2 separate regions of the Homo sapiens genome follow, and region 2 is linked to region 1. The links are chromatin loops, found by intact Hi-C in ENCODE. Cell type or tissue: MCF 10A. All regions are shown on one strand. Links, peaks and the distances in the headings refer to the core of each region. The heading gives the core; the rest is flanking DNA.

Region 1 (5,396 bases), core at 237-5,236:
TTCTAGTCCCTCCTAAATTTTCAAAATTTTGTTGTCAAAATCCACATTTTGGTAACCAACAAAAATGCTGTTATTGAATGGTGTTAATAATATTGTTTTTCTTATCTAATGTTTGATAACTGAATGAAGATATAAATGAAAAATTATAATTTTCTTGGGTGTTTATATATAGGAATTACAAAAGAGGAAGCTCTGGAGGAAATGAATGAGTTGATATTATCATGTAGAAAGTTTACAATTTTGTAATTCTATTATAACAGTCCACACAATTTTTAAAATTTACCTTTCAAGAGCAATCATTTCAAGTATAATTAAGGCAAACTTAGCATTATATTCAAGACTAGTTTCCTTAAATTATTGTTCAGAATATTTTTATCTTATATATTTTAAAATCATTTTAAACTACTTTCTAAAAAGTTCATATTTTTCTTCTTAAAAATTTTCTTCACAAATTTCTATAATTTTCTTCTTAATTTTCATATACATGTATATATATGAGAAAGAGAAAGTTCTCTTTCTCTGGACTACTCATCCCTTAATGCTTCTTCTCTACCTTCCTCTGTGTAAATGTTCACTGTGTAAATGTTCACAAGTCCTTTCTGTCTTACCCATCTTTGTCAACACTATATTACTAGATTGGGTACTCCATCATATTACATCTTATGTGTTCTCATCTCTTACACTGGTTTGGATTGCTGTACCTCCTACTGGATTAGAAGCTTCTTGAATTTAAGAGATGGTTCTCACCAAGGCAACATCCTTTAAGCCCATCAGAGTGACTAGTAAATGGTAGGACACAAAAGACACTTACTGAAGTACATTTTTAAAGACAGATTGTAGTACATGGAATACTAGCAATCATAAAGATGTCAAACACTTTTATATGTTTAATTCAGTTAATTTGAATTGAAATTCCAAAGTACTTTTTTATGTAATAAAATAATGGGATTTTTTTCCCTTCAAAAAAGTAAAATATCCATCAATGGAGGTGTTAAATATATAATGATGTATCACCTCAAAGGGTTTTAATGCAGTCTACAAATAATGATTATGAACTCTATTTAACATTATGAAAAGACTATAATAAAACATATACCGAAAAAGACAGAATATGGACTTCTTCATGTACTGTGATTATAACTGTTTTCTGCTTCAGTGTATGAGACAATTTAGAGAATACCAATTTAACACGGTGTTCATATGAGCATTTTCTCCATTTCCCAATTTCCGGTAAGTTATTTATTTTTGTAATTAAAATATTAAAAATATTAAATTTATTCAAAAACTCAAGAAAGCAAATGAATATCACAGAAATAAGTATTGGAAGTGTCCAGAACTGGAAAAGTCCATAGACATAAATATTGGAAGAGTTCATTGAAAGAACAAAATAGTAGAGCAGCTAAACACGTGAGCATGGACAAACTGTCCACTTTTACATCTGCTGTTTAACACTTACTAGATTGGTCATCTTGAAACGGTGACCTATATGCTCTGAAGATTAGTTTCCTTGACCTTAAAATGGGAAATAATATTAATAATAATGTTCATTTCACAGGTAAAGCATTACAAAAAGATTCTGAAATATAATGAGTGTTCTTAAAAGCTAGCAAATGATGCCTGATAGAAAATTAGCACTGTGAGGCTAGAGATTTGCTTAATTTACCACTATAGTGTGTACCTGTTATTTTAGTGGTTTCATAATAAACATTTGTTGGAGAAGGAATGAACGAAAGGCAGAATATAATGAAGCAGATAGAAAATAATTATCAAAAAATCTAGGGATTGTCAAGAAAGGAAATGCAGGTTTTTCAAAATAAATTTCACTATTTGGAAAAGGTCTGAGAAGGTAGCTAAAATAACACTTAAGTGTCCTGGAGAAAATTAATCCAATTATCCTACTGTATAAGTTTTTTCCTGAAAAAAATATATACTTGTTTTCAGAAACTACATTGACGCCTTCCTTGTAGTAATTTACTGTGTCTTTGTTCAAAATCATTCTCTTGCAGCGAATTAGCTCAAGCCCTCATAGAATCAACTGTGGTAAATAAGTAAAATAAAAATCCTGTAGGCTGAGTGCAGTGGCTCACGCCTGTAATCCCAGCACTTTGGGAAGCCGGGGTGGGCAGATTGTCTGAGGTCAGGAGTTCGAGACCAGTCTGATCAACATGGTGAAACCCTGTCTCTACTGAAAATACAAAAAAAATTAGCCGGGCATGGTGGCATGCACCTGTAATCCCAGCTACTTGGGAGTCTGAGGCCGAGGAAGTGCTTGAACCAGAGAGGTGGAGGTTGCAGTGAGCCGAGATCGCACCACTATACTCCAGCCTGGGTGACAGAGAAAGACTCCGTCTCAAGCAAACAAACAAACAACAACAAAAGAAACACTGTAGAAATAGTGATTATGAATAACATTTGATAAGATCTTTTAATAGTTTGGGGAGAGGAAAGACAGAAATGACCTAAAGCTTAGAATGCTCCCACTGAAAAATCTTCATTCTCACTCTTTAAAATTCATCTCTCTGCCTTTACTCCATCATGTCATTGAAATACATTGATCCCCACAACCCACACACATACTATGTTTTTCCAACCTCAGGTCATATCACATTTGCAGCTTGCTGTCTTAAAAATATACCTGGAATACATCCCAGTGTATTGATTAGCTTTCAGATTTAAAATGAAAAATATAACTGACTTGGAAGGCAATAAACCAAGCAGTGGGCAGTTTTCTCTATCACTTTTTCTATGAGTAGCACAGCAGCTATCTTAACATTTTCAGGGTAAAAGGAGATCTGAGTGAGCCCTTTAGCACTGTGATAATAAACTTTCTTTCAACACAAGTAGGGGATGTAGCATTGACTTAGAGGTGTTCTGGGAGATAAAACACCCATTCTTTGTTTAAGAAGGAAGTGTGAATGAAGGGAGTCAGGGAGTCTGACTATTCAAAAGCCAAACTAACACTCACAATTTTATTATTTATCTATTTATTTATTTAGAGACAGAGTTGTGCTCTGTCACCTAGGCTGGAGTGCAGTGGCACGGTTTCACTCACTGCAACCTCTGCCTCCCAAGTTCAAGCTATTCTCCTGCCTCAGTCTCCCAAGTAGCTAAGATTACAGGCATGTGCCACCATGCCCAGCTAATTTTGTGTGTTTTTAGTAGAGATGGGGTTTCACCATGTTGGTCAGGCTGAACTCAAACTCCTGACCTCAAATGATCTGCCCACCTTGGCCTCCCACAGTGCTGGGATTACAAGCATGAGCCACTGTGCCCGGCCACATATTTATTTTTTGAGTCAAAAGGTGAGTCATTCAAAATAAACATACACATACATGCACCCACAAGCACATATTCCTTGAACATTTACTTCATAACAAAACACTGGGGACTTGGCCTTCTCAAAACTTACATTCTAACTGGTGCAAATAGACTCTATTTTTTTTTTTTTAAATTGAGTAAGGTAATTTTAAAACCTAGAACAGATGTTACCAAAAATGGAAACGTGGGGCAGTGGCATAGAGAGAGACTAAAAAAGGTTTGACGGCTATTTTAGAACAAATGCTCTGAATGTCTTCTCTTAAGATGACATATTTTAAGCTGTGATGTGAATAATGAACAATCAGGCATGAACATATGCGAGCATTGTGCACTTTGAGAAAACATTTGTACAAATTTCCAAAGAGGGCCGTGGTTTGAAATTTTCAAACAACCGGGGGAAAAGAGATGGAAAAAAAAACATTGTTAGGACTGAAGAAAACAACAAAGGGTTTTATACGGAGCTAGGGAAAAATAATATCGGCTCAATGAGCCATGAAACGTGGTATGGATCTCTTTCTACTGTAGTCAATAGATTGTTTTAATCAAGACATTGATAGTATGTGGTAAATGAAAACAATTTCTGCACACACACAAACACCCAAACATTTGTATTGTGTAGGTATAGTTTTCACAGAAAAAACATCTCTCCTATGTCTTTTCTCTGTTGGCATTGTGTTAGCAGAGGCACACACTACTCCAATATCCTACATCTTGTGGAAAAGGTTAATATAGTGTTCAGGGACATATATAGGTCACCAGGTCTTCGATGAGGTCAGAAAACATGTCCAAAGGAATCAATGTGAGCACTGAATTTTGAAAGCTTTAGTGAGATTAAAAAAAGGAGGTAGTTGTTGTCCAAACAAGCAAGAGGAAAAAAGTCATTGAAGTATGGGATTCTTGTCACAGAGATACCAATTTTAATGATATATAATTGTTAAATGATTTTTAGATTTATAATTATTAAAATTCAATAATGATTCTTGCACTACAGCAGGTACTTCCTGAAGTCAGTGATTAATCCTTTTATCTCTTTAGCATGATACTTGGCCTATCTTAACCACTGTCTCAGTAATTGAGAGAGTATACAATTATATTTATTTACTTTCTCTAAGTATTTAACATGTTTGGCAAAACAGAAAAGCTGAAAAATTAAAGTTAGTAGTTGACTCTTAAAACATGGTATTAAAACTGTACCAAACTGAAGCTATAATTTAATGTTTTCTAAGTTTATATACTATCTTATTGAAATTAGAGATGTGTCAATATATATGAAATATGCTTAGTAGTTCTGTATGTTGCAATACTTCCTTCACCATATTATGAGTGAAGTTACTAAATAATTGCTAAGTCATAAAAGTATAGTTTACATTGTTTACATTACCATCAGTAATACTGATGAGCCTTTTTTAAAAATGTTCTTTAGTTGAATCAACTTTTACATATAAATTTTTAATTTCTTGATTTTCTCATAAACATATAAATATAAGAAATATGCACTCTAAATTTACTCTTATCCCCAAGGTTTTAAATAGTGCAGCTACATTTGCTCAATGAAAATACTTGCTAATGTTTAATGGACAAATATTTTATTTACAACAAATATAAAAATCCTTCATGTATACTGGAGACAGAATAGAGAATGGTTCTCCAATTCACAAAAAATATATTAAATATATTATTGTAAGTAAATAAAACATTAATCATTCATTGAACTATTGTACTCTTCAGTAAACATTATAATTGTTCGATATAATCAGATTTTACATCGACACTGATAGGTAGCTAGTAACATGTTCAATTTGCTATTGAAGAAAATGGGGATCAATGTGGTTTACTCAACTCATCTCGGTTGGTAAATGTGGGAGAGGGCTGGATCTGAACTCAAGTCAATCCACTCATGTGTGTCTTCTTAATTTAAACCATGAGTACTTTCAAAGGATGCTTGAGGATTCAGGAATCCTCAATAACATGAATTTCTTTTATTGTGCAGCTCATGCTGGAAAGAGTAGAAGCAAATAAAACTATGAAAGAAGGGGAAAGATAATTCATATGTTACCTTTTCTGTTATTTTTATACTT
Region 2 (5,396 bases), core at 326-5,325, 110 kb after region 1:
GAGGCTTTTAGGGTGGGAAATTAATCCAATATACTTGGTGTTCTTATAAGAAGAATCAGAGACAATGGTGATGGTGCATGCAAATAATTGGGAGGTCATTAGACTGAGACAGTCCCAGGGTTTTAGCTTCCTCCATAAGCAGAATGGAGCCCAAACTAACAGTAAAGCGAAACTACAGACTTTACCAATCAAAAGCTCCATCTAACCTCTATCTAGGGTCTTTCCACACTAAAATGATTAAATACATTTTCTTTGTCTTCCTTTGATGTAAAAGCTTGCTGCTTATGCTGCAATAGTGGAGCATTCTGAATCTCTTCTGATTCTGAGTGCTTCCTGATACATGAATTCTTCTTTGCTCAACTAAATTCTGTTAAATTTATTTTGGCTATTTTTTTTCTTTTAACAGAAAACACAGCAAGAATGAGGTCATCTTCAAGCTAATGAGAGGCTTTAGTAAAAACGAAACCTGCCTGCACCTTGATATTGGACTTCCAGCCTTCAGATCTATGATAAAATACATTTTTGTTTGTTTGTTTAAGCCACCCAGTCTGTGTTATTTTGTTAGGGTGATCTTAGTCGACAAACTAGTAATACAAACTGGTTTGGTTTGTACTGCCATTCTCAGGAATACACACTTTTTCTTAGAAGCATATGCATTTAATATGGCACATCATCAATGATTCAGCTCAAGGTTAAAGTTTCATGGAAGCTTGGAAATTTAGAGATAGTCCACTACTTTACAGATGAGAAACAAAAGCCACAAAAGCAACGTGTATAAATCGTGTGTTTCTAAATATCAGGGATTTGCGATAGACCAATAATTAACACATGTCTTTCAAACTCATGTTCTAAATATCGAAAAAATAAGGTTAAAAAAAGTAGTGGCACGTGGATCCCAAAATATCATCCCTATTACGATTAAAAGCTAACTAGAGAATGTAGTTTAGTGGAAAGAAATGGGCTTGCTAAATGCATCCCAGAATTCATGATGATACCTACGTTCTCAGAGCAGTGCTTGCCCAGGGCAGACACATCCCAATGACTCAAAGTAATAGAGTTAGATTTTTCTTTTGAAGGAGAATAGAAGGCTTGCACCTTATGTGAATGTAATACTGAAGAGATGGAAAACCAAAATATATGGAGTTGAGCCACCTTGACAACTTCTTATAGTATAATAAATTATTTCAACATGTACTGGATTAAAACAACACTCACTTATTTGCTCAGGAATCGTCTTTTGGGGTGGAGTTCACTGGAGAAAAATTACCTGGAATCCCAATGGCATCAGCTAGGACTAAAACATCCAAGATGACTTCTTTCCTAAAATGGATGAAGCCTAGCAGTGATGATGACTGGACAGGCATTTGACTGTCTCTATCTACACAGCCTGTTCGTGTATCTAGTTCTGGTTTCTTGGTACTGTGGAAGTCTCAGTTTATTCCGACTTATTAGCTGGTGGATTACTTACTCCAGAGCACAAAAGCAGAAGCTGCTAAGCTTGCTTAGTACCTGGACTTTGAAGTTTCAGAATGGTATTTCTACTGTTTTTGTTTGTTTGTTTTAATTACGATAGGCATAGAGCCAAACTAAATGCAACTGGAGGGAAAACAGACCCCACCTCTTGTTGAGGGTGTGATATGAACAAACTGCAAACTAGTTTGGGATATGAGAGATAAGATTGTGGCAGGTTTTAGAAGTATGATCTACCAAGTGATCCCCACATGCCAAGTTTATTTGTAACAAATTACAATCAGGTAAGTCACACTACTTTACCCTATATGGAATAAGTAGTGTCAGAGAAAAGCCACATATGCGAAAGTAAATGGGCTTAACCAAATATGACCATAATCCAAATGTAGAAGGAAAATGCAAGAGTGGAAGAGAAGAGTTTTCTCTTAAAAATATTGATTTCTAGCCAGACGCAGTGGCTCACACCTGTAATGCCAGCACTTTGGGAGGCTGAGGCGGGCGGATCATGAAGTCAGCAGATCGAGACCTTCCTGGCTAACATGGTGAAACCCCGTCTCTACTAAAAATACAAAAATTTAGCCGGGCGTGGTGGCAGGCGCCTGCAGTCCCAGCAACTACCCGGGAGGCAAAGCTTGCAGTGAGCCAAGATCGCGCCACTGCACTCCAGCCTGGGTGACAGAGCAAGACTCCATCTCAAACAAAAAAAAAAAAATTGAATTCTATAAAATTTTTATTTTGTACATTGTTTAATGGTTCATTGTTTTGTTTTTCATTATTATTATCATTTTTGTTTGTTTGTTTGAGACGGAGTTTTGCTTTTGTTGCCTGGGCTGGAGTGCAATGGCCAATCTTGACTCACTGCAACCTCAGCCTCCCGGGTTCAAGCAATTCTCCTGCCTCAGCCTCCTGAGTAGCTGAGATTACAGGCATGCGCCACCAGGCCCGGCTAATTTTGTATTTTTAGTAGAGACAGGGTTTCTCCATGTGGGTCAGGCTGGTCTCGAACTCCCTACCTCAGGTGATCCGCCAGCTTCGGCCTCCCAAAGTGCTGGGATTATAGGCGTGGGCCACCACACCCGGCCAATTGTTCATTGTTTGACAATGAATATTAAAGGAAATAAAATATTTTTATTTAAACTACTGCTGCATAGGCCTCATATTTGTTGAACATCTACATACTACACTTTTTCCTATCCTCTGAAGATCTCCTGTATGAACTCCATGATCTCAAAGCTTACAATTTAGTGTGGGGGATGGGGTGGGGGAAGGGTGCTTATGAAAAATAAGTGAAAAAAAAAGGTCAAAAGGACTTTAAGGAAAAGGATTATATTTTATATTCAGAATTTAATTAAATTTAGCACAGAAGCCTGTCTCAATTAGTCTGTGAAAATTCATAATTCATCAATCCCTATTTTTCTGTGGGAAAGAATGATACGTATATGTTTCTCCATAACAGTACTGAGCCCTAATATGCACAATTTGTCTATTTAAACCCTGATTTAAATGTTATTTTCTAAAACTGGAAAAGTAAACCTCGATGTATAATAGCACACGTATGTTTGGCAAAGATAAAAATCGTATGCTGCTTATCAGGAAATACAAACCTCAGAGGGCACATTTACCTATATAGGGAATCACCTCTCTGGGTCATATTGACTTACCAATTAATAACTATTACTGTTGACTTCAGTTTTCAACAAGCCACCTTGAATTATGTCAATTATTTTTCTCCTACTTTTTTCTTTACTCCATTCTATCTTGTGATAATTTGTATCCAGCATATAGTATCCATCAGGTCTTAATAGCTACTACGTTTAGCATGCTTGGTATGCCAAAGGCGCTATGTAATATGCTCTGACCTTCTTATATTTTTTATTTTATTTAATACTGACAACAATTTCTATAAAAGCAACAAAAAAAACCTTAGAATTCAGGGCTATGACGGTATTGACAGAACTCTGTGTGACTGAGCCAATATTGGAAACCAGGACTGGCCCATCCCATAACTTTTGGTCGTTAATCAGTGTCCTCTAATACTTAATGACATGCTCTAAATTGGATATTTGATATCTTTTTAGAAGTCCAGACTGGTTGCTGTCTATTACAAAATTCTCCTTGTTCCAGTTCCACTAAAAAAGGCCATTGAAATATTTTTCTCACAAAATATTGCTTGAGCTCCCTCCAAAGTTGGCAAAAATAAAATAAAACAAATATAGATAAATAAAATTATCCTTTGGCATTTGAATATTTATGTAAAGCAGTATTTAATCTTTGTTGAGTTACAATCTCCATAGAGCATATGAAATAAACAAAACTATAGACAATCTTGATATATACTGCATTCAACTCCAGAAGGGCCACAGACATTCTGAAGCCTGTTTATAGCATTCATTCAAGTGATGTTTTCTAAAGTGTTATTCGCACATTCCAAATTAAATAATATGTCAACTCATGCACTGTTATCTAAAGATATTTTAAATTTTACATACATCAATTCTGATTAGATAAAAGGAGAGACAGTTTGGTGTTACTATGTCTTTATCATCTTAAAAATTCAGTTTTAACTAAGTGAAACTAGACCTCAGGCTCGAAGCCTTCAGCAGGAAAGATTATCTATCTATAATTTAATAAAATTTCTTGTTTCATAATGTTGTTTTTGGTCATGTTATTTGCATTTTTGGTTATTAAGCACCAGAAGTTTTTTTTTTTTTTTTTTCAGACAGAGTTTCATTCTCGTCGCCCAGGCTGGAGTGCAATGGTGAGACCTCAATTCACTGCAAACTCTGCCTCCTGGGTTCAAGTGATTCTCCTGCCTCAGCCTCCCAAGTAGCTGAGATTACAGGTGCCCACCACCAAGCCTGGCTAATTTTTGTATTTTTAGTAGAGATTGGGTTTCACCATGTTGGCCAGGATGGTCTTGAACTCCTGACCTCAGGTGATCTGCCCACCTCAGCCTCCTACAGTGTTGGGATTACAGGCGTGAGCCACCACGTTTGGCCAAGCAACAGAATATTTTTTTAGGTTTGGTTTTAAGAATTTTCATAAATTATTTCACTTGTCATCAGTGACCTATGGCAGTCATACAAAGTTTCCTTTTAAATATTTAAATATGAAAAAAAAAGTTAGTTAAAGCTAGAAGATGACATAAATGTTTGTCAAAAGATTATCAGTGTGGTAAGTGGATTACTAAAACTTGGGAGGTATTTTCTTAATGAGTGTCCAATTATTTTGTATAAAATAAATGACCAACCTCAGATGATTTGTTCTTTTTTATTATAATGTTAGTTTTCACCATTCTGGAAGAATTGTGTCTAAATGATGGAAGATGATAATTAGCTACATGTGAAGGACACAGTGTGTGTGCTCCATGTTACTACTGTAGATTGTGTCAGTGATTGTCTAGTTTTAGTTATGTTATCCTCATGAAAGAATTTGAAGTACAAGTTGACTGGAAGTGATGATGGAATATTTGTGACTCATCCTCAGATAGAAACTAAGGGAAAATAAATCTTATTCTGTCTTACCATTCTTGACACACGTGCCACTGTTTGCTAATACTTAGTCATCTTTATTTTTACTTTCTTGACAGTATTACATGTAAATAGGTATTTACATAGAAATGGGGAAATCACTGGTTGTCAATAGATTCCCATAAATCTGAAATAAAGTCACTTGCTTATAAGGAATATATATATATATATATATATATATAGGCTGAAGTAATGCAATTCATACAAATGCACTATGAAAGCTACCATCATAGCACGAAGTCCATGTTAACTATCTGGAATTAGATTGTAATAATATGGAATAGTAATTGCTATTATCTTCTTTGGAAAACATGTAGAATGACAGGAAAACAAAAACAGAAAACATATTCTAGAGAGAAAGAAGAATATATAAAAGAATGAATGTTTTGATAATGA

Evidence for each region. Hi-C counts contacts between places; a loop is a spot of excess contacts. Peaks named below come from ENCODE experiments on the same cell type or tissue, not always from the same donor. Only the 100,000 strongest peaks of a DNase experiment are listed, where the experiment ranks them.
Region 2: it touches region 1 in a loop (5-fold over the local background); 1 of 110 quality-filtered maps calls a loop at or near these places.

Annotation. Positions count from the first base shown.
Region 1 is chr4:30,206,826-30,212,221 of GRCh38, reverse strand. No RefSeq gene overlaps it. Among named protein-coding and RNA genes, the nearest start is that of PCDH7, 510 kb to the left of the region's middle. RefSeq lists an enhancer at 3,878-4,047. In MCF 10A, for the core only: no CTCF peak of the experiment used is centred there; a DNase peak (open chromatin) is centred at 3,321.
Region 2 is chr4:30,094,633-30,100,028 of GRCh38, reverse strand. No RefSeq gene overlaps it. Among named protein-coding and RNA genes, the nearest start is that of PCDH7, 620 kb to the left of the region's middle. In MCF 10A, for the core only: no CTCF peak of the experiment used is centred there; no DNase peak of the experiment used is centred there.